Regions from separate parts of the Mus musculus genome. Here region 2 is linked to region 1. The links are chromatin loops, found by intact Hi-C in ENCODE. Cell type or tissue: heart. All regions are shown on one strand. Each heading gives the region's core, and the rest is flanking DNA. Links, peaks and the distances in the headings are about the cores only. Region 1 has its middle 12 kb from the start of Ltbp1. Region 2 overlaps Ltbp1 (latent transforming growth factor beta binding protein 1).

The links. Peaks named below come from ENCODE experiments on the same cell type or tissue, not always from the same donor. Only the 100,000 strongest peaks of a DNase experiment are listed, where the experiment ranks them.
Region 2: it touches region 1 in a loop (3-fold over the local background); 1 of 42 quality-filtered maps calls a loop at or near these places.

The regions. Positions count from the first base shown.
Region 1 is chr17:74,985,576-75,002,108 of GRCm38, reverse strand. No RefSeq gene overlaps it. Among named protein-coding and RNA genes, the nearest start is that of Ltbp1, 12 kb to the left of the region's middle. In heart, for the core only: no CTCF peak of the experiment used is centred there; a DNase peak (open chromatin) is centred at 8,018; H3K4me3 peaks cover 1,687 bases; H3K27ac peaks cover 2,498 bases.
Region 2 is chr17:75,309,089-75,317,088 of GRCm38, reverse strand. Ltbp1 (latent transforming growth factor beta binding protein 1) reads right to left here. Exons shown (of 34, transcript NM_019919.4): 20 at 6,811-6,933; 21 at 3,991-4,113; 22 at 1,964-2,086. Among named protein-coding and RNA genes, the nearest start is that of Rasgrp3, 120 kb to the left of the region's middle. In heart, for the core only: no CTCF peak of the experiment used is centred there; no DNase peak of the experiment used is centred there.

The DNA.
Region 1 (16,533 bases), core at 3,880-11,879:
TCAACCAAACTTAATGCCACAGACCCTGAACCCAAACCCCCCCTAGGGTTCAAGGTCCATTTATACTGGCAGGACACAACTTCCTCGTTCAAAAACCAAGTCTTTAAAGATCTCATAAAACTTCTTGGACTTCAGATGGTTTTTAGAAAACAATACTCAGATGAGCTAAGTGTAAATGAATCAGAAAAGAGGATTATGTTTCCCATTAAAACCCATGGGCTTGAAGATTAGGGAAGAAAGAAAGGCTGGCAAATGCCAAACATTTCAGAGCACTTTGAGACCATTAGTCAAACTCAGAGTGCAGCCAGGTTCCCTCATCTCCACACTTTATGAGTTTTGTAATTGAAAATCTTTCTCTACATTTAGGATAGGCTACAAGTCAAATTTAGTGGCTGCCTGCAATCAAAATGCCTCCACACGTATTTTCTTCAGCCAGGGAGTTCATAGAGCCCCACCCCCAGCCCACCCCGACCCTGTCATCTCTAGTCTCATCAAGAAATTTTTAGAAAGAGAATATGGGAGCTGAGAGGGGAGAGCCGTTAAAAAGTCATAAGTCTGAACATAGTGTGACGAGGGAGAGAGAGACAACGAGAGGAAGGTGGAGGGGAGAGCAAGATGCTAAGGTTTTCATCAGTGTCTTAAAGCCGTGGTCCCCAGAGTAGTATTAGTGGGAGGTGATGGAACCTTTAGCAAAAGCAGGTTTGTGGGAAGTCCTCCAGCCTTCAAGAGGGATTGTGGGACCATGATCTCTTCCTGTTGCTCTTTTGACTTCTCGAGTCACAAGGTGAGAAAACCATTCTGCCCCAGGCCCCTGCCATGACGCGCTATCTCAGCAGAGAGCAAGAGAAACCAGGGCCTGGGACTTCCAAACCCATAAACGAAACAAGGCTTTTCACTTCTAAAGCTTATGACCCACACATGGTATTTCCTTCTCACAGCAAACTAGAGCTGACTCATACAGGAGAGAAAGAGAAATGGCTTTGTCAGGGAAAGATTCGTAGTACAAGGACGAACAAAGGGAGCTGTGGTGAGCGAAGAACACAACCAAACCATGGGAGGAGAAAGAAAGGATCAGTGTGTGAAGATGGGACAGACAGACGTGTGGAGAGGAAGGGAGAGAAGAAACATGGTTAGGACAGAAGGAGAACCTAACCTGAGAGTGGAGAGGCATGCCTGTGAGCACTTAGGAAAATAACAAAAGAAAAGAGGAAAGAAGGAAGGAAGGAAAGAAGGAGGGAAAGAAGGAGGGAAGGAAGGAGGGAAGGGAGGGAGGGAGGGAGGGAGGGAGGGAGGGAGGGAGGGAGGGAGGGAGGGAGGGAGGGAGGGAGGGACCACCAACCACCCCATGGGCATGACTTTTCAGGCTGCTAGCTCTGATTCTGGCAGCCTTTTCTGAACACCAGCCAGTTCTGACCTGAACATCAACTCACTCTGGTTTGGGCTGGAATTAAACCCACACTCTTACAGTGTGGCCTTGCACCTCATACGAAGTAGAAGAGACAATGAATCCCACATCCTGCATAGCTGAGGAAACAAGGCAGAGAGGGGGCTCTTCAACTACAGACAGACTTCAAATAGGTCCCTAGTTCAATCTCATAGGTCCCTCTCTCAGATCAACTAGTCCTTGAGAAATCAGTAGTGAAGCCATGCCTTGAGACACACACATGTAATTCAAGAACTGGGAAGAAGGGGTGGGGTGAGGCAGGAGAATTCGGAGTTCAATACCAGCCTGAGCAGCACTGAGAGGCAGCCTCAGAAAATAATAAAAAGGAGAGGTAAGATAGGTTTAAAGTGTGTAACTTCCTCCCCCAGCCCTGACTCTGTCTCAGTGAGGAACAGCCAATAACAGAAGATGTTAGAATCTGTCTGATGAGCTGTGTGAGCAAGATAAAGACAAATCGCCCTCACAGAAACCTAAGGTCCCTCCACTGTGGGCAGCAAGAAAAGCTATGGGGTCCCCAGCATTTCCCTCCCCTTAAAGTATCTTTAGTTGTTCTTCAATGAACATTCTCTGACTATCTGGCAAGGTCTGAAAATTGCCTTTGTTGAGCCTTTAAAAAAATTCAAAACCAACTTCCATGTTAAGTTCAGAACTTAAATAAATACAATACTGATCTGAAAATCAGTGCTTCCCCTGAACCAGTAAGTACCTTTGTGTTGGCCATGAGCATCTGGCCTTGACAATCCTGAAACTTCTATACAAAGAGCATATGGCTAATATGGCAGGCAAACAAGTAAAGGTGCATGGTTGTGTTGGCCATGAGCATCTGGCCTTGACAATACTGAAACTTCTATACAAAGAGTATATGGCTAATATGACAGGCAAACAAGTAAAGGTGCATGTGTCTAGCTTTAGAAAGAGATGGGAGGGGTAGGGGAGGGGGAGAGGGAGAGGGGGAGGGGGAGGGGGAGAGACTAGAAGGACAGCCAGGGCTATACAGAGAAACCCTGTCTCGAAAAACCAAAAAAGAAAAAAAAAAAAAAAGAAAGAAAAAGAAAAAAAAAGAATGGGCAACAAGCTCTATGAGGAGAGGAAGATCCTGGGGGGGCTGGGGGGGTGGATCATGAGCCTGCCTTTACTCCAGTTTAGAGAAGACAAATCAATAAAAAGGAAACATGTGAAGTTTAGAATATACCAGTTTTCTTCTCTGATTTGATTAATCCAGCCCTGTCTAAGTTGCCTTACATATAACAAAAGGCAGTTGGCACACCGTGGAAAGTTCTAAATGTAATCTGTTAACTCAGCTTTCACTGAGATTTCAAGTACTTGCGTTCAGAACTTCTAGCTTTTAAAACAAGTGTTTCTAATTAAATTTGTTTTTTGAAATTTTCAGACATGTCTACTAAGCCTTGTTATTACTCTCCCCACCCCCACTCTCCCATCCCTATGGCCCCATCTCCTCCCCACAAGTCCCTTCTCTATAGTCATGCGGTTTTGTCTTCTCTCACAACCCAATGGGTTTACCCAGGGCCATCTGTATAACTGAAGGTTTGAAACTCCCCATTGGAGCCCAGTAGGTTTGCTAGTGATTAGCAGCCTGCAGTGACTCCTAGAATCTACCAGTGGCCACCACTTCAGTGGAAGGCAGAGAAGAGCCTCCTGAGTCTCTCTCCATGCGTGGGTGTCTAAGGGCAGGGCCATGCTCATGCAGACTCACTCGCTAGAGGTGAGCACATGTGCCTTTGAGTTCTTCATCTGAATGACCGTATCATGGCCAGATACCATTCCACAACACTTCTATCTGTGGACTTCTATGTTCCTTCCACCCAACTTCTGAAATGTTCTTGAAACCTTAGAAGGGGGACTATAAAAGTCTTTAGCGATGAGCACTCTATCGTCACCTTGTCTTAGCAACTTGAGTGTTTGTGTGTCTCTGCATCACTGCTTTTCCTCAGGAGCTGTGGAACCCTTGAGTAGATGTGTTAAGTGTAGTTGAAGTCCTACACAGATGCGAACTGTTTGACATGGGCACAGCCATGTCAAAGACCAATAAATAGCGCCTCAGACCATGGGAGATTGCCAAAGTCTTATGGGGTCTACATAAAACTATCTAGGAATGATTGACTAACTGTGTGCAAAAAGTACAAACTGTAGCTTCCTCCTGAATGTTTACAGACTGGAACAGTCTATGGAGACTGCCTAACCTTTCCAACTGTGCTGTATATAAAACTTGCTGTGGTTTTCAGTTGCCACATAATTGGTGCCACTCTGTCAGAGTACACATAGTCTATCTTACTTCAGCTTTTCTATGCTCATGTCTGACTTCTCTTCATTCCCTCTCCAACATAGTCAGGTTTCCATACCCAAGCCACTCAGGACATGGTAGCTTTTTACTTCAAAGAGAGTCTTCTCTGGCTAATGCTAAGACTATCATTTGTCTCTGGGAATAAATATAATTAATTACAAGTAGCTTGATGCTGGGTTAACTTAACTAAATGACATTATTAAGCTCTTCCTTACAGCCTAGTACTTTCTCAGTCACTAAGTAATGTTCTTGTTGGTTGAGTAGTTGGTTGGGTTGTTTTATTTTGGGTTTGTTTGTTTGTTTGGGGGGAATTTTGTTGTTGTTATTGTTGTTTGGTTTTTCAATCAGAATTTATTGTATCAGAAATGTATTGAAATGTATTCCTTCTTGTGGAGAGGGCCTCAAGTCCAATCACAAAGTGGTTGGCTACTTCTTTAACAGTCATGCCACTATCACACGGGTGGACACATCTTGTCTGGCATGTTGGTACTTTGTAAACGTTGTAAGTTTACAGCCAGGGATGGCTGTCAGTGTCTGTTCTCCCCCGAAATCCACACGCACATTCTGACACCATGGAGGCTACACAGCTTCCGTTTCAGTTTGAGCTCGGTTTCTCTATATCTTATAATCAACAAGTGTGGTATTTTCAGCAATAGGATCTTGTCATCTAGTTCATATGGGTAACCAAGAAAAATAGTAAGATCCTGTATTGTTTTAGAGAAAATCTAGGGCCTTCCTGCTTTAAAAACAGGTATCCCACACTTGGCACTGGAAATTTTATTTAATAATCCATAACTTCTATACTCAATCTTGTCCACTCTTGCAAGGTATTGCTTTATAAACTATTAAATTTTTTTAAATTATAGTTTTAAAATTGAATTACAACATAGTATTTCTATATAATTTGTTCATACATCTTTTTGTTAACTCTCACCACATCTCTTCTCCCCTATCTCCCTACTTAACCCTTTCCACCCCCAGTATTTCACTTCTTTATTTCCATATTACCTATGTTCTACCATCCCTGTCTCCTTTAAGGGACACCACCACCCCATGGCTTCTCTCTAGTTTCCTCACTTCTGAGGGTACTTTAGGTTAGACATACCAAACCAGATGTTTGCATCTAGAATCCACCAGTGGGGAACATGAGGCATTTGTCTTTCGGGATCTGGGTTATCTCACTCAAGAAGATTGTTTTTCTATCTGTCCAGTTGCCTTCACGTTTCATTGTTTCTCTTTACACAGTTACATTGTATATATGTCCTACTTCTCCACTCATCAGTGATGGCTGAGTCCATTGCCTAGCTACTGGGAATAGGGGAGCAATGAACATGTATAACAAGCATGTGTCTCTATAGTATGATGGAGAGTCTTTGGGGTAGATGCTCACAAGTGGTACAAATGGTTCATATTAGTTCTATTTCCAGTCTTTGGAGGAAACTCTGTGCTAGTTTCCATAGTAACCACTCCAGTTTTCATTCCCAACAACAGTGAATAAAGATTCTTCTTTCTCTTCATCCTTGACAGCAGTTATTATTGCTGAGTTAGAGTTTTTGTTCATTTGGTTTTTGCTCTTTGGTTTTGTTTTTTGTTTTGTTTTGCTTAGTTTGATGTCTTGATGACAGCTCTTCTGACTGAGTGGCATAGACTCTCAATGTGGTTTTAAATAGAATTTCGCTGATAGCTAGTGTTGAACATTTTTTTAAATGTTGTTCAGCAATTTGCATTACCTCTGGTTAGATCTACAGCTCATTTTTTTGGCTTCTTTGTTTCTTGATGCTTTGTTTTTTCAGTTCTTTGTGTATTCTAGATATTAATCCCCTTTAGGCTATAAAACTGATGAAGAGTTTCTCTTATTCTATACACCTTCTCTTGATTCAGTTAACAACTTACTTGCTGTGAAGAACTTTTTTGTAGATTCACTGAGGTCCTATTTTTCAATTATTCGTCTTAATTGCTGGATGGATGATGCCCTCTTTAGGAAGTTGCTACCCAAGTCTATATGTTGTAGCATGTTTCTTATCATTTCTTCTTACTTGAAACTCTTGAGCATGATATAGGAGGCTATATAATTAAATAATATCCCATGCTATTTTACCTACACCTTTCATTAATACCATCCACCAAACTTCATTGTGCCCATGAGGTGAAAAGAAAATTTCAGGCCACTAAGATGGCCAGAGGTAATGGCACTTGCCACCCAGCCCAAGGACTTGAGTTCCACCCTCAAAATGGTGAAAAGAGAGAACTGACTCCCACAAGTTGTCCTCTGACCCACACACACTTGCAGTGACATGTTGGCATCTCTGTACCCATATGGACACACACAACTTGTGCGTACACACACACACAAATAAGTAAATAATTTTTAAAGTGGTTGTTTCTGTATCAAGGGGAGAAATCAGTTTGGATATACTCCAAACTGTGAGATGCAATTCAACAAAGAAATCCATAAAACACTTGTCTTTTGATCACAAGAAGTCCTCCAATTTGTTTTTATTCCATTTTGGAATCTCTCTTTTAAAGGACACTTCTGTGTCCTTTCATAGAGTGCACAGGATTTTCCTAATTTCTCTGATTAAATTAAAATTCAAAGATGCTCAGACAGCTGCAAGATTGGTTGAGCGCCAGGTGGGCAATAATATTCTCTATAATCAAATACAGCCACTTATAAGTAACAACCAAGTTTTAAAGGGAAATTCCTGCCTCACTTCTACCTCTCTGCTCCCCAGGCTATTAAACTGATGCAATGGCTTCTTTACTGAAACTTCAAGTCATTAGTAATCTGAATTGCCTGTATAACTTCACACAATAGCCGTAGAGTGTGATGCCACTTAAATTTAGCACTGGAGGGTGGGACAGAAGACCAGAGTTGTGGGAGAGGGAACAATGGGCAGCCAGCAGTAGCACACATCTGGAATCTGGATGCTGGGAAGGTGGATGGAGGGAGCCACGCCGATGCAGATGCAGATGCCTGTTGCTAGCTGGCCAGCAAGCCTAGCTGAAATAGCAATCTCCAAGCCACTAAGAGAGCAAGTCCCCCACCCCCACCCCCCCCCCCAAAAAAAAACAAAGAGAAAAAAAGAAAGAAAGGTGAGGAAAAGATGAACAGGACCTGAGGGTTGTCCTCCGGCAATGTACACATGTGTATATGCATCTCTGCACACACATGAACACAAACACACACTGAACACTGGAAAATTTTTTTTCAAAACGTATTCTTCGTCTTTTATCAGACTGGTGAAGGTGATATCTAGAGGGTGAAAGCAGTCAGGAAAAAAACAAAAACAAAAACGGACTGAAGGTAGCCACCACTAATCCACCAATGCTGCTGCATTTAGAAGACCTGCAGGCTTTTTCAGGCTAATTTTGGCCTACTCCCTCATCTGTCGCAGCTACATTTTCCCATCAATTTGTCCTTCTCTTTGAAAGAAAAATAAAACCCCGGTACTCCAGTAGTTAGTAGAAATATGAGGCCCAGGCTCCTGCCTCCAAACTTCCCCTCCCATCGTTCTCTGCGATGCCTTTACCTCCTCCCTCCAGCCTGCCTCCTGCTTTCAGGAGACAGCTTAGGCCCTTTGAGCTGCTAATCTTCTCTTTCTTTTCTCTCAGCTGGCACTGGACATGTCATGGGCACTTTAAGAACACTTCCTGCCGATGACAACTTTATTTTTACATTTTCGTTTCCCATGGAGGATGAAAAAGCACAGGTATCAACAGCTGAGGTCTGGCTAGGACACTGATAGGTCTGTCATTCACTGCCTGCACTCAGGGCCCTACCAAGCCCACATCGTTCATCAAAGATGGTTTCCCCGTAAGCCAAGCGGTGGCTCTCTGTAGGGTGGAGAAAATTCCCTAACTCTGAACTTGAAACGAGGTTTGAGAAGTTCTGTAGAAAGAATCTGGTTGAGTTTGGCTTTGAACACTCTTATACTTTGAATACTCTTAACTCCCTCATTCAAACACTTACCGATTTTATAACATCCTTTTTGCTACTTTCTTGCTTTGCCCTATTAGCGGAGACCAGGACGGTCTCTGCGAATGAAACTAGTAAAAAGCCACAAGAACGCGCGGGAACTGAGGCGTGCACAGAAAGTAACTCATACCCCCCAAAGACACACCAGCTCCGGAGGAAAAGCCTGGCTTTCTAAACAGAGAGCTGAGACCAGTAAAACCAGCCCAGTGTCTGGAGTCCTCCAGGTTTCCTGGTTTTAAAACTCCGGTTTAAAAAGCTGCTGCTGAGCAGGATCGGGTTACACGTGCCAGCTGCCTACGACTCCACACTTAACCCTTTCCCGCCCGCCGCCCGCACCCCGCTGCACTTCAGTCCTCCTAGAAACAATGCTGACATCCTCTGGTTGTCATCCTCTGATTCCCTGGTGCTCTCTCCTCTCTCTGTACGACTGAGGAGGAACTGGCCGAAGCCCCAAGTGAAGCTGCGTGCCTGCACCCACAGGGACTTCCAGGCTTCATCTCTGGAGTCCTGTGTAGAGGGCAGAGGCCTAGTGTGTAGTAATTCCACTGTAACACAGTAAACAATTCATGGGGGGACCCTGGGTGTTTTTAAATAAGCAATGGCTCTGGCCTTTTGCGTACACAATGGCCAGCAGGTAGGTAGTCCAGCAATTAGAAAACAGACAGCTATTCATTCTCAAAACCAAGAGAGTGGTTAATTCATTGATTGACTCTTTCATTTATTCAATGCTTCATTCGGCCCTTGTTTGTTTGTTTGTTTGTTTGTTTGTTTGTTTTTGACCATGGCAAATGAACTCATAAGCTAGTCGGTTGAGTTTGGTTTTTTGTTTTGCTCTTTTTTTTTTTTTTTTTTTTTTTTTGAGACATGATCTCCCTAAATAGTCCAGACCAGCCTTGAACTCGTACCTCACCCCCACCACAATCCTTACTTCCTGAGCTATAGGAGTAGAGATGTGTACCTGCAACTCAATAGCCATTTTTTGAGAACTTTGTTTCTAAACTGTAAATGAAGAAAAGACTTTTTTGAGACATTTTTGCTTGGACAAGATCCAAGGCTTTTTTTTTTTTTTTCCTAAAATTTCAGAAAAGTGTCTTTGGAAGTCCCAGGGAAGAATTACAGCTAATTGCTAGAAAACTCTACGGGGACATGCGTGCAAGCAGCTATGGACTGTAGATATAGCACAGGAAAGTACACGCGCTTTGCCATCAAACAACCTGGGCTCCGTTTCTGGTTCCTTTGCTAAGCCTGGAAGAGAACCTGGGTCCCGAGCATCTAGGATGGTAGGACTTAAACTCTTGAATTCCCCCAGTTTTAAAGGGAACATTTTGGAGGTTACTCAGTGCTGTCCTGGGAAGGGCTCTCAGCTGGAAGTGGTTAGAAACGGATAAGTTCAGCCTTAGGTATCTTAAGAGGTCTGGAGGGGCTGCAGTTTGAGTTTATCACTTTCTGGTTCAGCGCACTGAATGATTTCTTCGTGATCATGAGTGTTTTTTGGTTTGCAGATTTACTGCCTCAATTCTTCCAGTGAGAGAAAGTTATTCCTGGGGAAAAAAAAAAACTGGATCTTTCTCTAGGGGTTTTGTAATCAAAGATGCCAAAGATTGGAGTCTGTTGAGTTCTTCTCTCCATGGAGAGGCTGCAAATCTAAACCGCAGATACTCTCCCTAACAGAGGACAGAAACATAAGGTGGGGGATGCCTGTTACTGTAGTACCTCACGTCTGCATTATGACCCATCAGTAATGGCAGAGGAGACAACATTGGACACATTTGAACGTTCTGAAGTGCAGGCACCCTTATGTTAAAAAGTCAGAAAACTAGTTCAAAGCCATCTTCCTCATTCCCCACAGCCTCACGGTAGCAAGCACTATCGTATCACCAATTGGCCTGCTTAATGTGCACAACTTCCTACAAGTGCCACAGGTAATATGGCATAAAGCACAAAAGCCACATCCAGTCCAATACTAGAAATTCATCCCATTCTGTCATATTGTAAATAAAGTTTTACTGAAACATGGACACGCCCATTATGGAAGTTCTTTCCTAACACATTGGTAAAAAATATTTGCATATACCTTGCAAATACCTGTCTTTTGCCCTTGGCCAAGAAGGTTTGACTACCATCATCCTCACCCGTAGTAAGTGGCAGGATTGGGTTTGAAACATCTCCAGACACAATTCGAAAGTCAGCCATAAGCAAACATCACATCTTAAATCTGTAGGAGTATCACACAAACCTTCCCATTCCCATATTCCTGATTGCACATCTTTTGATAAGAAGAGATTCTTCCTGCGTTATCTCCAGCAGTGTGACGCTGTATCCTGGCAACCTTCCCCTAAAAAGCTCCTTTAAAACATTAAACAGAATGAACAGTGGATTAGCCAGGAAATCAAGTTATCTTAATCCTCGGAGGTCAAAAAGGAGTGGAAGCCAAGAGAGCTGCTGACGCTCACCCAAGCAGGCAGGAGACCCCCAGGGCACTTGTTGCTATTCCATAAATGAGACCTTCCAGTTTTAAGAGCACCTGAGGAAGGGGCACAGGGGAGCTTTGCAACAGGGCAGTGCAGTCAGCACAAAGCTCTGGAATGAGTTCCCAAAGGCCCACATGCCCAGTAAAAGAGGAAAGTAGAAAATATTTGCTAGGCAAAGAAAGCCAGCAAAGAAAAGGTTGTGTCTCAACCTTAATTTCAGTTGGAAGGGAAAAAGTCTCTAACCTCTCCCCACCACCACCACCAGCAGCAGCAGAGGTAATACGCCAAGTTCATTCCACACACGTATTCTGAAAGTGTTTTAAGCCAAAACATAATAATTAGGCATTAATGAAAATAGACGGGCTCTTAAACCCAAGCACCATACAATTCTCACCAGAAAAAAAAAGTGAGCTTGTGATAAACACACACACACACACACACACATGATACTCACAGAGTGAAGTATCAATGCCAGAATCAACCATGGGAAGCTTTAGGTATTGAAATTATGTGTGCATGTATGTGAGTGTATACATGGTCATGCCATAACACACATGTGGAGGCTTTCCCCCATGAGTGTTAGTTATCCCATCCACCATATGGGTCTGGGGATCAAACTCAGGCCATTAGCCTTGAGGCAAACATCCTTACCCACTGAGCCCTCATAAGTTTTTATGGATCCTAGAAATTTTCAAAATATATTCACCTCCACACTCAGATTCCAGGGACAGGGCAAAATACTAAAAACAAATACAATAGCTTAAAAATTGAGAGAGAGAGAGAGAGGGAGAGAGAGAGAGGAGGTTATCTGCTCAATTTCTGGCTTTTTGCCAACAATAGTAGAAGTAGAAAGACTAAAAGTGTCTTCAGGATGCTGGAGGAAATAGGTGAGGGGTAAATAATTATGTAAGAACAGCACTTACCCCTCAAGAATGAGGTTGGAATGGATTGTATGCAACTGAACAAAAGCCAAGATAATTCACCTCCAAAACACCCTGAGAGGCGACCAGGTGTGGTGCACATCTGTAATCCCAGAACTTAAAAAAGCAGGGAATCAGGAATTCAAGAGGCAAACCAAAGCAGGCCAGAAGGGATCGTTAGGAGGCTGAGGATGCCATTCAGCAGTAAAGCACCTTGCCTAGCAGCCCTCATGGGGACCTGAAGATCTTCAGAAGTCAGGACAGTGGGGGTTGGGGAGACAGCCACTGAGAAGTGTGCCTGTCCCATAAGCATGAAGACCTGAGTCAGGATAGAAACACCCACAGAAAGGCAGGGCAGGGGTGTCCACATCAGTAACCCAAGCCACTGAGTAGGGAACACTGGGTCAGAGACAGAGGGATCCCCTGAGCTCGCTGGCCAGCCAGTGTAGATGAGTCAGGGAGTACCAGGTTTAATGAGACACACTGTCTCTAAAGCTAAGATGCTAAAACTAGAGGAAGAGACATAATGTTGACTTCTGGCCTCCATGGGCCGGCACACTCTCACATACCTGCAAGGGAGACAGCACGCGTGCACACACACACAGATTAAAAGCAAAGAAAGGCATTCAGAAGGGAGATAGCCGTTCTAAGAAGGTAATTATGTAATCAAGGAAAATGGTAATTGCATTAATAAATCAAAATAAACATCCATGTTAATGATGGTCTCTAATCTGTGTAGTCATAAAAATCAGAGGTAGAAGGTCTGGGCTTCCAAAGCAGAGGCTATAATATGCTTTCTTTCTTCTTGTATTGTAAGACCCCAACCCTTGGTCAGGGGTACTTCGAGATGCCCCTGAGTGAGACACTGGGATGCAAAAGCAAGAGGTTTATCTGCAGGCGCATCAGGGTCAACCTTCCCTTCTCCTCAAGGCGAGTGACTAGAAATCAACCCCTGAATGGCTATGACAAGCACTTTTTATACTTTTTAGAGGCACAGGTTACATCAGCAAGGTTACAGTTCAAACTTTTTTGCTAAACATATCGACCTTTAAATCTATTGGTTAGCTAGCAAGCATGGTATACATTTGAACTCGGCCCGGGACTTTCCAGAGGGTCAGGTGACTATCAGTCAGTTCATTATGACAATTTTTTTTTTTTACCCAAGAATGTTCCTGTGGGTGGAAAATGGAACTTGGCCTAGCCTTGACCCCAGGTAGGAGGGGAAAGCTGTAGGGAGGATATGGGACTGGAAAACCCCTTAGGGTTCCTCAGTATGTATGTATGTATGTATGTTTGTTTGTTTGTTTGTGACACAAAATCTCACACTATACCAGAGATTGGCTTGGAAATCACAATGTTGACGAGAGTGACTTTGAACTTGTGGCATCCTCCTGTCTCAGCTTCTGGAATGCTGGGATCATAAGCATGAGACACCATATCCTGCTCCCATTTCTGTTTCTTAAACTGTTGTTATAAATATATGTGTACACACACATGCATTCTATACCCTCTTGAATATATTACACAGAGTATTTTTAGTAAAAATAAAACAGGTTGTAACTGGAAAAAATGCACTAAGTTTTAGTAGGTGGGGAATAACTTTTATAATTAAATATATTAGAGGAAGAATTGAAGAGATGGCTCATAAGTTAAGAGTACTGACTATTCTCCTAGAGGACCCTGGTTCAATTCCCAGTACCCACATGGCAACCCAAAAACATCTCCAGTTCCAGGGAATCTGATGCCCTACTCTGGCTTCATTGGACACCAGGAACACACATGGTGCACAGACACACATGCAGCAAAAAACTCATACACAGAAAGAATTAATATAAAAAAGTTAGAGGTGGAAATGACAGGACAATTAGGAGTATAACAAAGAGGCAAAACCAAATACAATATGGCTTATCAGTGGCCACAAAAGTAAAAACAAGTCATATTTGCTAATAAAAGTTTTAGCTGTGACTCACAGCATTGGGGATATGGTGCCTGAAGAGGCCATCTCCTGTAGCCAGGCAGGAATACCCAGTAGAGCAATAGACACATCAACCCACCCACAAAACTTTTAACCCAAAATTTATCCTCTCTACAAGAAATGCAAACACCATATATGGAGCACAGATTGAGGGAATGGCCAACCAATAACTGGCCCAACTTGAGACCCGTTCCATGGGCAAACCAATCCCTGACAGTATTAGTGATACTCTGTTGTGCTTGCAGACAGGAGTCTAATATGGCCATCTCCTGTGAAGCTCTACCCAGCAGCCAACTCAGAGTGATGCAGACACCCACAGCCAAACAGTGGATGGAGATTGTGGACTCTTATGGAAGAATAGGGAGAAGGATTGAAGCCCAGAAGGGCATAGAAACTCCACAAGAAGACCAACAGTGTCAACTAACTTGGACCATTGGGACTCTCAGAGAATGAACCACCAACCAAAGAGTCTCCCCAGACATATGTAACAGATGTGCATCTTGGTCTTTGGGAGCTACCCCAAAAGCTATTGACTGTCCATGGGATATGTTCTTCTAGCTGTAGTGCCTGTCTGGCCTCAGTAGGAGAGGATGCACCAACCCTTGCAGAGATCTGATGTGCCAGGGTAGAGGTCAGGATACCCAAGAAGCCTCCCACCTGCTCAGAGGAGAAAGGAGAGGGGTAGAGGAGAAGGATTGTGGGAGGGGGACAATGAGTGGGATGGAAATTAAATAAATAAATAAATAATAAAATAAAAAAGAGTTATTGCTTTAAAACCTAGCTATATTTATTATGTAAGAAACACACTTACAAAGAAGTGTGCTAAATTTAGCAACACAATGGAAAAATACATAAAGCAAGTGAGTTTTTCCAAAAGGAAAAAAAAAAAGAAGCCAACTTCCTGTCTGTCTGCTTCCTGGTATAACTATTGCATTTTCACATACTGACATAATAAAACTAAGAATTAAATGCAGAGAGAGAAAAAAGAGATAAGCTAAGGTCAGAATTGCTTCCTTCCACAGAGAAGACTGTCCTGTCAGCCCATACTTGGAGAATTTACTCAAACATTATACCTGGTGGTTAAACAGTATGAGTCAAAAGTGAATACGATTTGATCTCACTCACAATTGGCTCTACATTAACAATGGAGTTTGTAAGATGCTTGAACAATATTTCAAAATTACTTGCATTTGGAGACAGAAGATGGAATGGCTACTAACTCCTATCAACAACTGTCTTTGAAATGCTAGGATTATTGCTTTTGACACAAACATTCCAATAAAAAAAGTATGCAAAACCGTAAATGCACGATAACAAGTATACTTAACTGTAATGTGTCTCTCAGTAAGACTGAGAGGGAAAAAAAGGGGGAAAATGATCGACTTGAATTTTCTACTTATACTCCATTCTCGAGACTTTTTTTTTCATAATGGGCAGTCTTTTACCACATTACATGATAGTTTCATTTTAAATCCTCACTCTCTTTCTCTCTCTCTCTTTGTGTGTGTGTGTGTGTGTGTGTGTGTGTGTGTGTGTGAGAGAGAGAGAGAGAGAGAGAGAGGGAGGAGGGTGGTGCTCCAGGATTCCAATGATGAAGAATTTGAAAAATGAATTCCTGGAAGAGAAAATCTATCTAGAGTGCTTTGAGAAACAGGAAAATCACTAGCCTAATTGGTAGGTAACTTGATATAAAGTTACTTCCTCAAAGTTTCAAGATGGTGCAACAGAAGGATGACCAGAGGTTGCTATGGCAACAGAGGGAAGCCCTGATGAGGCTGGTGCTCACTGTGCTGTCTGGAAGAATGCAGAATGCTGAACCAAACCCTTCCTTTGCCCCTCTGCACTTTGACCCTAGGGCCCCTCCTCTTTTTTTCTCCATGCCTCCTCCTCCTCCTCTGTCTCTCTGCATCCAACACTAGCCGGCTCTGCTCTTCCTAACTCCTAGGCTCTTTGAGGCTCTATCTAGCACTGGGCTTTCCTGAGGGCATCTCTCGGTGAGCATTCTGGAGAAGAGAGCAGTCCACTTCCTGTTTCCATTATTGAGAGAGTGAGTGAGTGAGTGAGTGAGTGAGTGACTGAGTGAGTGAGAGAGTGAGTGAGTGAGTGAGTGAGTGAGTGAGAGAGTGAGTGAGTATGTGGATGGAGCTCCTCATCTCTGTGGTTTCCTCTTCATCTGCTCAGCCTTCAATGAAAACAGCCATCAAGACTTCATGCCCTGTTCCTTTTGCTTCACCTTTTGTACTGCCCTGCCCCACCCCACCCAACCCCCAACCCCCGGCCTCTATAGCCTTAGCTGATGGAAAAAATCACTGCCGGAAAATTAAGTTCTGGCTTCTCCCTCTACCCCATGTTTTCCTCCTGGCTGTATTTCCACCTGCTCTCATCTCATCCACAGCATTCCACACAGAACCCGCCTAAGCTCCTTCTCCTCTTCCTCTAGCCAGCCATTCTTCCTCTCCAAGGCCCCAGCCCAGTCCAGCCGTCACCAGTGCCCCAACCTACCCACTTCTGCTTCTGAGCCTTTGCCAAACCTCCAATCACGATTAACCATGTTGCCCTCTGTAGTTCAGTAGCACCTTCACCATGCCTACAGGAGAGCATAGCCCACAACATCAGGTTCAGGAGGTGGGTGAACAAAGGAGGGACTGTGAGGTAGCCTTCAAGAGCCTGAGCACAAGAGGCATACGGCTTCCCTCCAGGAGTCAACCTATAATAACAAGATGTAATGGAAAAGAACAAAAAGCAACAGTAAGGTTCAGGGACCAGCTCGTTTTACTGCCACCAGATACAGCCGATGTCGTTAAGGTGGTTTCAGAAAAGCATAAAGCAGGGCTGTCAGGGAGTCAGCATAAGAAAAAAACTGCACTCTCTAGTATTTTCCAGTCTTTCCTGTGAGAATAGTGTGAAGTGGAAACTTCTGGTTTCTTTGAAAGGTAAGTTATAAAGGTTTGCAGGGGCACACAGGTGAAAAGATGATTTGCTAAAACAGACACGTGAAAGAATGGTTTCCTGAAGCAGACACAGGTGAAAGGATGTTTTGCTATGGAAAATACATACGAGGGCACGTGATGAAGAAATATAAATATGATCTGTAGACAGTGGAAGCTCAAACATTGGTTTGCTTTGCTCTGCCTCACTGATCTTCGTTAACAACACTCATATATTGGGTTCGCCTTCCATTGAGTTACTGAGCTCCACTTGGGGTGACACCAGAGAGAGAAAAACTCACCAAAGAACTTCTTGTGAGGTTGTTCTATGGCCTTGAGCTGGTTGGTGAGCCTCGTGGTTTCTTCTGGATTGAACTGCCCTTGCTGGTTCATTTGTGGTAACTACCAAGTGAACTGGACTACAGCTGCTGGTTTGTGTGGTGTCTGCGGAGAGGAATACACTGCAGCTGCTGATTCGTATTTGGTGTTTGCTACTGGACTGAATTCCTGATATCCTG
Region 2 (8,000 bases), core at 1-8,000, 320 kb before region 1:
AATGAGTGTTTTTAGAATAAAAATCTTGGGCGTTCTGATGACATACTTACATGTTTTAAAAAAGCCAGGTTAGATGAACATATTATGTGATGGATACTATCAAAATTTCAGGCACCGTTGGGGCTGAAAAGATGGATCAGTGGATAAGAACACAAGCTGCTCCTTGAGAGGACCTGGGTTCAATTCTCATTACCAATACAGCAGCTCACAACAGTCTGTAACTCCAGTCCCAAGGGAACTGATGCTCTCTTCTTGCCCCCACAGGCAATCTGTACACATGGTGCACAGACGTACACACAGAAAAATCAATCATACATGCAAAGATTTTTAGAAATTCAGGCATGGCCTGATAAACATCTTGCCTTGGCCAAGAAGCAAGTCAGAAGAGTATAATGGTCAGTCTAGGTCCCTCATATGTTTTTATGGAACATGCTGCTTACTGACTTCCTAAGAGAACCTTCGAAGGCAGGCTCTCCACAACACAGGGCTCCCTCCAACACAACTGCCACTTCTTCCTTTGATGTGGCCATGTCAAATCAGTGTCCCATTTATTGAATAAAATATAATTTGTCAGATATCATCTGGCTCATAAATAGACTTGACTACTTGTCTATTTTTTTATTAGAAATACTGATGATGTACATTTTGTCCACACTATTAACCCTTGACAAATATTACTTTAGGTAACTCCTAAAAGCTGACTTACTGATACATAGACAACACACATTTTAAAGCCATTGAAATTAGAATCAAATTGCACTACCCCAGAAGGCCTGGGGTGTTTTATACTCCTAGTCGCAGCAGAGACAAGGGACTCAGCCACTTTGAGAATACTTGTACCAAGTTGTCTTATAAAAACTGCTGCACACACTTGCCCTTCATGTGGGTCCTGAACAACTGGAGCAGCAGCTATCTCAAAAGCTGTTGCCTGTAGGAGGGATATATTCTACTAGCTGGGCTGCCTTATCTGGCCTCAGTGGGAGAGGAAGCGCCTAGTCTCACAGAGACTTAAAGTGCTGGGGGGGTGGGGGAATAGCCAGGGGGAGGGAGAGAAAGAAGGGGGGGACTGTGAGAGGGATGACCAGGAGAGAGCAGTGAGCGGGATGTAAAGTGAATAAGCAATCAATCAATCAATCAATCAATCAATCAATCAATGCTGCACACTACAATCCACAACAGTACTTCCCCAGCTAACTGAACTAGGAGTGAAAAGGATGTGGACCACTCAAGGCTCTGACAGAAGATCATTCTCGAAAATGGTCGAGGTAGTTTGAGTAAATCTGTCTCCCCTTAGATTTCTTCTTGTCTGATATTTTGGTTACGGCAACAAGAAAACTATCACTACCCCTCCCTCTGATACACTGATGCTTCGTGTGAGAGACACAGCTTGGATGCTTGTTTCTGGTTCCACTACTGACAAGTTGTTAATGCACTAAGAGACGGGTGAGCTGGGAACTGTTCCCTAGGTGAGCCCCGAATACACAGAATGTTCTCGAATGATAAACTGGTGTCGAGAGAGAAAGAGTGTGTCAGGAGAAAATACTCCTGTGTATAAGCTGGCCAAGCTGCCTTGAACACCTCATACAAGCCACAGTCAACTCTCAATGCTAGATACGTAGGATACCTTGGAGAAGTCCTTTATTTTAAAAAATCAGCTCTTAAAAGCCCTCAGCTGGGATGAGAAATTAAGCTGTGTTTGCTTGGTTGGGCCATTAGGAGGATAGTTTTGTACAAATGAGGTATTACTGTTCAGCACCACGCACCCAGATTAAACTATCCACCACTGGTACAAAGACTGTACTGTACTCTCCTCGTTTCTCTGTCCCATTCCTATGGCACTGGAAGACACACTTTGCAGGGAGCTAACCCTCATGAAGGCAAAAGCAGAGCTCCCACTCAGCAGGTACAAAGATTGCCTCAGACTGTACCATGTTTTGGTCCTGAGGCAGGAGGTGATGCTCACCCTCACAGTGGTCTCCAAGTACAGATGCTCTGTAACCCTGGTTGCACACACACTGGAAGGAGCCCTCTGTGTTCCTGCACTGCCCGTGAGAGCAGAGGTGATGGTGCTCGCATTCATCAATATCTGTGAGAAAAACAGCACAGAGGAACCCATCATTTGCCTCAGAATAGGTACGGTGGTAGTTTCTGGTTTACAGTTGAGCAAGACCTTTCATTAAGCGATGTGCACTGAGCTCAAATTAAAGGTCATTCTACAATAGGGGGAATTCTGAAGAGCTCAAAAATGTAAACTGCCTGGACATGTAGGGTTCACTGTTTAAACATAGGTAGCAAATACTTTGCTGTAATTTGTGATACATTCACTTTTAATACTGGGTTGGGAAGCACACAGGCTTATAACACCCTAAAGCAAAGGTCCCCAAGTTGTAATACACAGGCCAAATCTAACCTGCTAGATCTAATACCATTGCATTTAATACCACTCTGGATAGTCTCATATTTGGTTTATTACAGAAAAGATTTGTTGGCCTCTGTTCTGAAGTAGTACAAGCACACACATCATCATTTCCTTGCATTTCTAATCTACCTATTGGGCTCTGAGCAACTAACTAGGCGTCATTCCTTAATATGTCTATTCGTCTATTCTCATCTATTCTCCATCTCCTTAAAAAAAAAGATATTCTGGTCAAATCTAATAACGCCCCCCCCTCCATATCATTTGCTAGTCCACACTGCTACTCATTCCTGCTGGAGACACACATCCTCAACTTGAGTATCATTTGTTTCAGTCACATGATCCTGCGTTCAGACACTTACCTGACATGTATCATAGCTACACTTATATGACACAGAATATACTGCATGAATCCAAATGCTTTGCCTTCATTGTTACACTGAAATAACAGACTTCCTAGGGCAGAGGTTGTGCTTAGCACATTCTTTATGACGTTTTAGATAACTTCTTGCTGGAGGTTGGCACTCAGATCACATTAATTGTGAAGATTTTTTTCTAACATTTGAAAGCATTCTCTCTCTCTTCTCTCTCTCTCTCTCTCTCTCTCTCTCTCTCTTTCTCTCTCTCTCTCTCTCTCTCTCTCTCTCTCTCTCTCTCTCTCGTTTTTGCCAGTGTTTCTATAAGATGTAACACACATATCACTCCCACAGGAATCTGGCTCATTCCCCCCCCCCCCCCCAGGTAGTCATATCTTTGATTAGATGATCAGAGCATTCACCCACTAAAGTAGTTTTTTCCATGTTGATAATCTGGCTCAGAGGTGGTTCTGAACATGTCTGACTCATCACTGAATGGGACCCGAGAGGCTTTGCAAAGGTCTCTGAATGTGGTAGCCTCTATCCACTCATTTATAAGTAAATGGGTTCTGGGATTATAAAGATAAAAATAGCAAGAGGGATTCTGGAGCAAGTTGCTTAACTTAGCCATGTCTATGCATGTGCTTGTGTATGTCCTGCCATTGCGCGCTCCTAGAGTGGTTAGGCCCTTGATGTTCTAGCAAGGGATGCCTGCAGAAGGCTACAGCAGTCATAGAGATGCCTCTGGACTTATCATCAGGTACTCTTGCTTCTCTAACACTGTCAGTGGACGGGTTTGCTAATGGATGGGTCTTTATCTCTGAGAACAGGGGCACATTATTTCAGTGTACCAAAATCAGCCAAAAAATATTGAAGCTAAATACACACTGAAATTATTAACATGCTAAAGCACAATGCCAGGCCAGTATAACAACATCCTAATTGTGAAACCCCAATGAAAGGTCAGAATTAATTTAAATTCTTAAATGGAAGCTACTTTATGTACTAGGGAGTTACATAGACAGCAACAACTTTTCTTCCTAATCCTGATGCTTGGCTATCGGCCACCAATACCTTATTTTTCTACTTTAACTCACTTCATTTTGCTTTATTGACTTGTCTGACTTATGTGGAATTACATAGGTTTCTGACACTATAACAACATAGGCCAGGTCACTCACCCTGGTCTCAATAGTTCACCATGCCACGCACACTTACCTTCACATTGGTCTTTAGCTGCTGACAGCTGATAGCCCTGTCCACAGGTACACCGGAAGGAGCCATCGGTATTTCTGCACTGCCCATTCATGCAGAGATTCCCTTGTTGGCATTCATCAATATCTGTCAACATAAATGATGACAATTAGTTTTCTGAAAGAGTCTCACCCACAGGAGAAAAATGGTAATCCTGACAATGTGGTCTGGGCTTATTGCCATAAAACAGTAGTACTTTGGCTAAGCACTAGAAACTTTACCCACCCAGTATGTTGAAATGTGTAAGTTCAATAATTCCAAAAGCAAGTTACAGCTCTGCACAATCTTACTCTAATACTTCAAATAAAGCATAAAGGCGACATAACAGCTTAGAGTTGAAAATGGAAGGCAGAAAACAAAGCACACAGTAACAGCTACTAGATTCTGTAGGCCTACTCTATCGTATGAAAGACAGAAACAAAGCAATCATGGGTAAACAAATACGAATTCGGGCAGGTACAGAAGGCAACAGAAGAATACACTTTCTTTATAACTTCAACGGTAAGGTCAAAGAGTTGTGTTAACTAAGACTAATCTCTTTCTCAAAGTAACACTGAAACCATCAACCATGGTAGGTATGTGACAGATGATGATAACGGGAGACTGAGAGAAAGTGGTGCTTGAGGATTTAATATAGAAAGCATCCAGTGATCCAGGCACAGGCCTGCAATTCCAGCATTTGGAGAGGTTGGACGAGGAAGACCATGACTGCTATCTCTGTGAATACACAGTGAAACCTTTCCTCAAAAAAAAAAAAAAAACCCTAAACAAATATTGCATGTTTTCTTTCATATTATGAATCTAGCTTGCTTTCTCTCTCTCTTTCTCTGTAAATATGTATTTCTATGTATACACACATAGACATGCACACACGAGTGTGGATTTAGGGCATAGATGTAGAGATGGGAGGATGGCAGTGATCTCAAAGGGGGTAGAGGAGAAACCAGAGAGAGTGACAGAGTGTGCGCCATGAAGCAGTGGAGAGCAATATTCTGGAAAGAATCAGAGAAAGGAGAGTAGAGAAAGGGGGCAGAAGGGAAGAGTGAAGTGTGCCAACAGTGTATGAAAATGTCACAGTGAAATCCATCTTTATATACTGGCCAAACATCAACTACAAAGTAAATGACCCTGGAAGAAGAACAAAGAGCCCTGACGAAAGTTAGAGCAACTGAGAACAAGTGTAACATTACAGAGAAATGCCACCAAGCATCAGTGCATGTAGAAGAAGAGAGAGGATGGCAGGAAAGCACGATTTCATCTATTCCTTGGACATTTCTAGCAAAAACGGGTTTGTTTTCCATGTGGTTCTCTTTGTCTACTGTAAGGATGTATACTGCTTGTCAACTTGACATGATCTAGAACCATCTCAGTGACAAATCTCTCAGCACATGTAGGAGGGATTGGCAAGATGAGGTCAATTGGAATGGAAAGGTCCATCCTAGCTGCCAAACTGTATAAAAAGGAGACAGCAAGTCTATCCCCAGCATTCATCCACTCCCATCCCCCACCTGCTGACTGTAGATACAGCATGACCAGACATCTCGAGTGCCTACCGCCAAGACTTACCCCTCTTGCTGGACTGTACTCTCAATCTCTGATTCACAATAAGCCCTTCCTCTCTTGGGCTGCATTTTCCACGCATTTTCCCCAGCAAGGCAGAAAGTAACAAACACAGCTACTGTGCTGGTCTGTCCTAATTGACAATTCTGTCTTGCTTCACCTGTATTATCCCAGTCTGAGCATGTTCAGCTGGACAGCCAGCAATCCATAAGAATTCATAATGATTAAAAACATGGTACAATTGTTCTTCGCCACCTAACCACAGGCCTCTGAGGGTAGGAAAAGAGGAGCAGATGCCAAAGTCTCTAGCCCTTGCTGACCTAAACTGCAATGTCTAAAGTGACTAAGAGAGCTGTAGAGAAGCCATCCACGCTCTGTGATCAACATACAACTGTTGCTTGGCTCTAAAAGCCAAAAAATATACAAAAAAAAAAGATACAAAAATGCATCTGAAAGTGTTTACCAGCAATCCCTATATAGCCCTTTCCCTCCAGTATGATTGGCAGTTGTCTGTTACCTGAGCAAAGTTGGGTTTCTTGTTTTCTTTTGTTTTTTGTTTGTTTGTTTGTCTGTTTGAGACAGGATTTCTTTGTGTAACCTTGGCTGTTCTGGAACTAGCTCTGTAAGCCAGGCTGGACATGAACTCACAGAGATCCTCCTGCCTCTACCTCTTGAGTCCTAGGATTAAAAGTGTGTGCCCCCAACACCTGGCACAAAAATAAGCTTTTAAAAATTAAAAGAAATACCACTTAAGAACTAGAAATGGATATTGTCTTATTTAATAATAAATAGTAATAGTAAAAAATATTCAGGACAGTTTATTGAATATTTCTAAGCCTACAGATAAATAATTTTAGATAGAGGTTTTGTTTTTTTGTTTTTTTAATAAGAGATCTGCCAAAATGTTTTTAGTTTTAATGAGAAGTTAGAAAAACTGTGACAATACATTGGAGTATTATGTTTGGAGAGTTAACAAGGGCATGTAAAATGTATATAACATACAACTGACAAAAGTCAGATGAAAACTATGCATTTCACATACAGCATTCAAGAGCTGTGATATTTCTAAATCCACTACAAGTTTACCTGCAGTAAGGAGCAAATATGCTTCAAGGAGAGGGACGGAAACAAACACAGGTAGCATGATCCATTTTTAAGGCCAACCACTCAGTTCTGCTCATGAAGGAAGTTTAAACACAATGGGATGTGTGACCATGGCATTACCTTGACAGTGTCTATGGTCTGGTGTGGGGCTGTAGCCCCTGTGGCAGGAACACATGTAGGACCCTTCCAGGTTGGTGCAGGAACCATTCGTACAGACCTTTGGCTGCAGGCACTCGTCCACATCTTGCACAATGTTGCATAATGGAAAGAAACAAGGAGAGGGAAAGAGAGTATGAATCAACCTTCAGAAGACCAGGCAGCTTGTTCAACTTCCCAGGTGTCCCAGCTGGAAGCCACGGCTGTTGTGCTGTGTGTGCTGCTTCGGGGGCCTCATTCACTATGGCTGAAGAATGGACTGAATGACCTGAGCAAGCAAATGTAAAAGCAAGGACGGCCTGCTGTGAGCGAGGCTGCAGGTGGGGATGGGGATCTTAGGACAGTATGTCCTGCAGGATAAGGTCTCTCTTAGAGAAGGTCTGGGGACCATTCTGGGAGTTGATGGGTATAGGAGGATGGGAGGCCCTTCAGACAAAAGCTAGTGACTCAGAGCCCAGAAAGATGCAGGGCCAACAAAGCCATAACTGAAGGGGGGAATTCTTACAAACCTCTATAGGGCAGTGAATTGGCATGATAAAAACCAATCCAGGGATGCTTCTTGATAGGTTAATTCGGCAGCTAGAAGATAGCCCATAGATTATACAAACAGAAACTGCAAAGTAGAAACTACCACTTATGGAGCTGCACTGAATATTCTCCATAACTGTAGCAAAATTAACAGGGGGAGGGCATTTCAGAGAGGAAGGAGCTGGCACTTAGAGAAGCTCAGTAACTCATCCAAGGTCACGGGATTAGAAGATTTTGATGATTCTGGGGCTAGGGTGGTGATTTAATCGTTAAGAGCATTGGCTCTTCCAGAGGACCCAGGTTCAATTCCCAGAACTCATACAACATTGGTAACTCTAGTTCCAGAGGACCAGATGCTCAGTTTTGACCTTACAGGGTACTAGACCCACATGAAACACTCACATACATGAACTAAAATACAATTTTAAAAAGAAAGAAAGAAAGAAAATGGTGATTCTGAAGTTTGAACCCAAAGCCAATTAAAAACAAAACAAAACATAACAAAACCCTTTAGTTCGTTTCTGTCATAGACAAAGTTAAAACCAGTGAAAGAGAGTGGATGAGTTTGGAGTATTTTAAATTATTTGCTAGCCATATTTATATTGAAAGTAACTGTTTAAATTTTC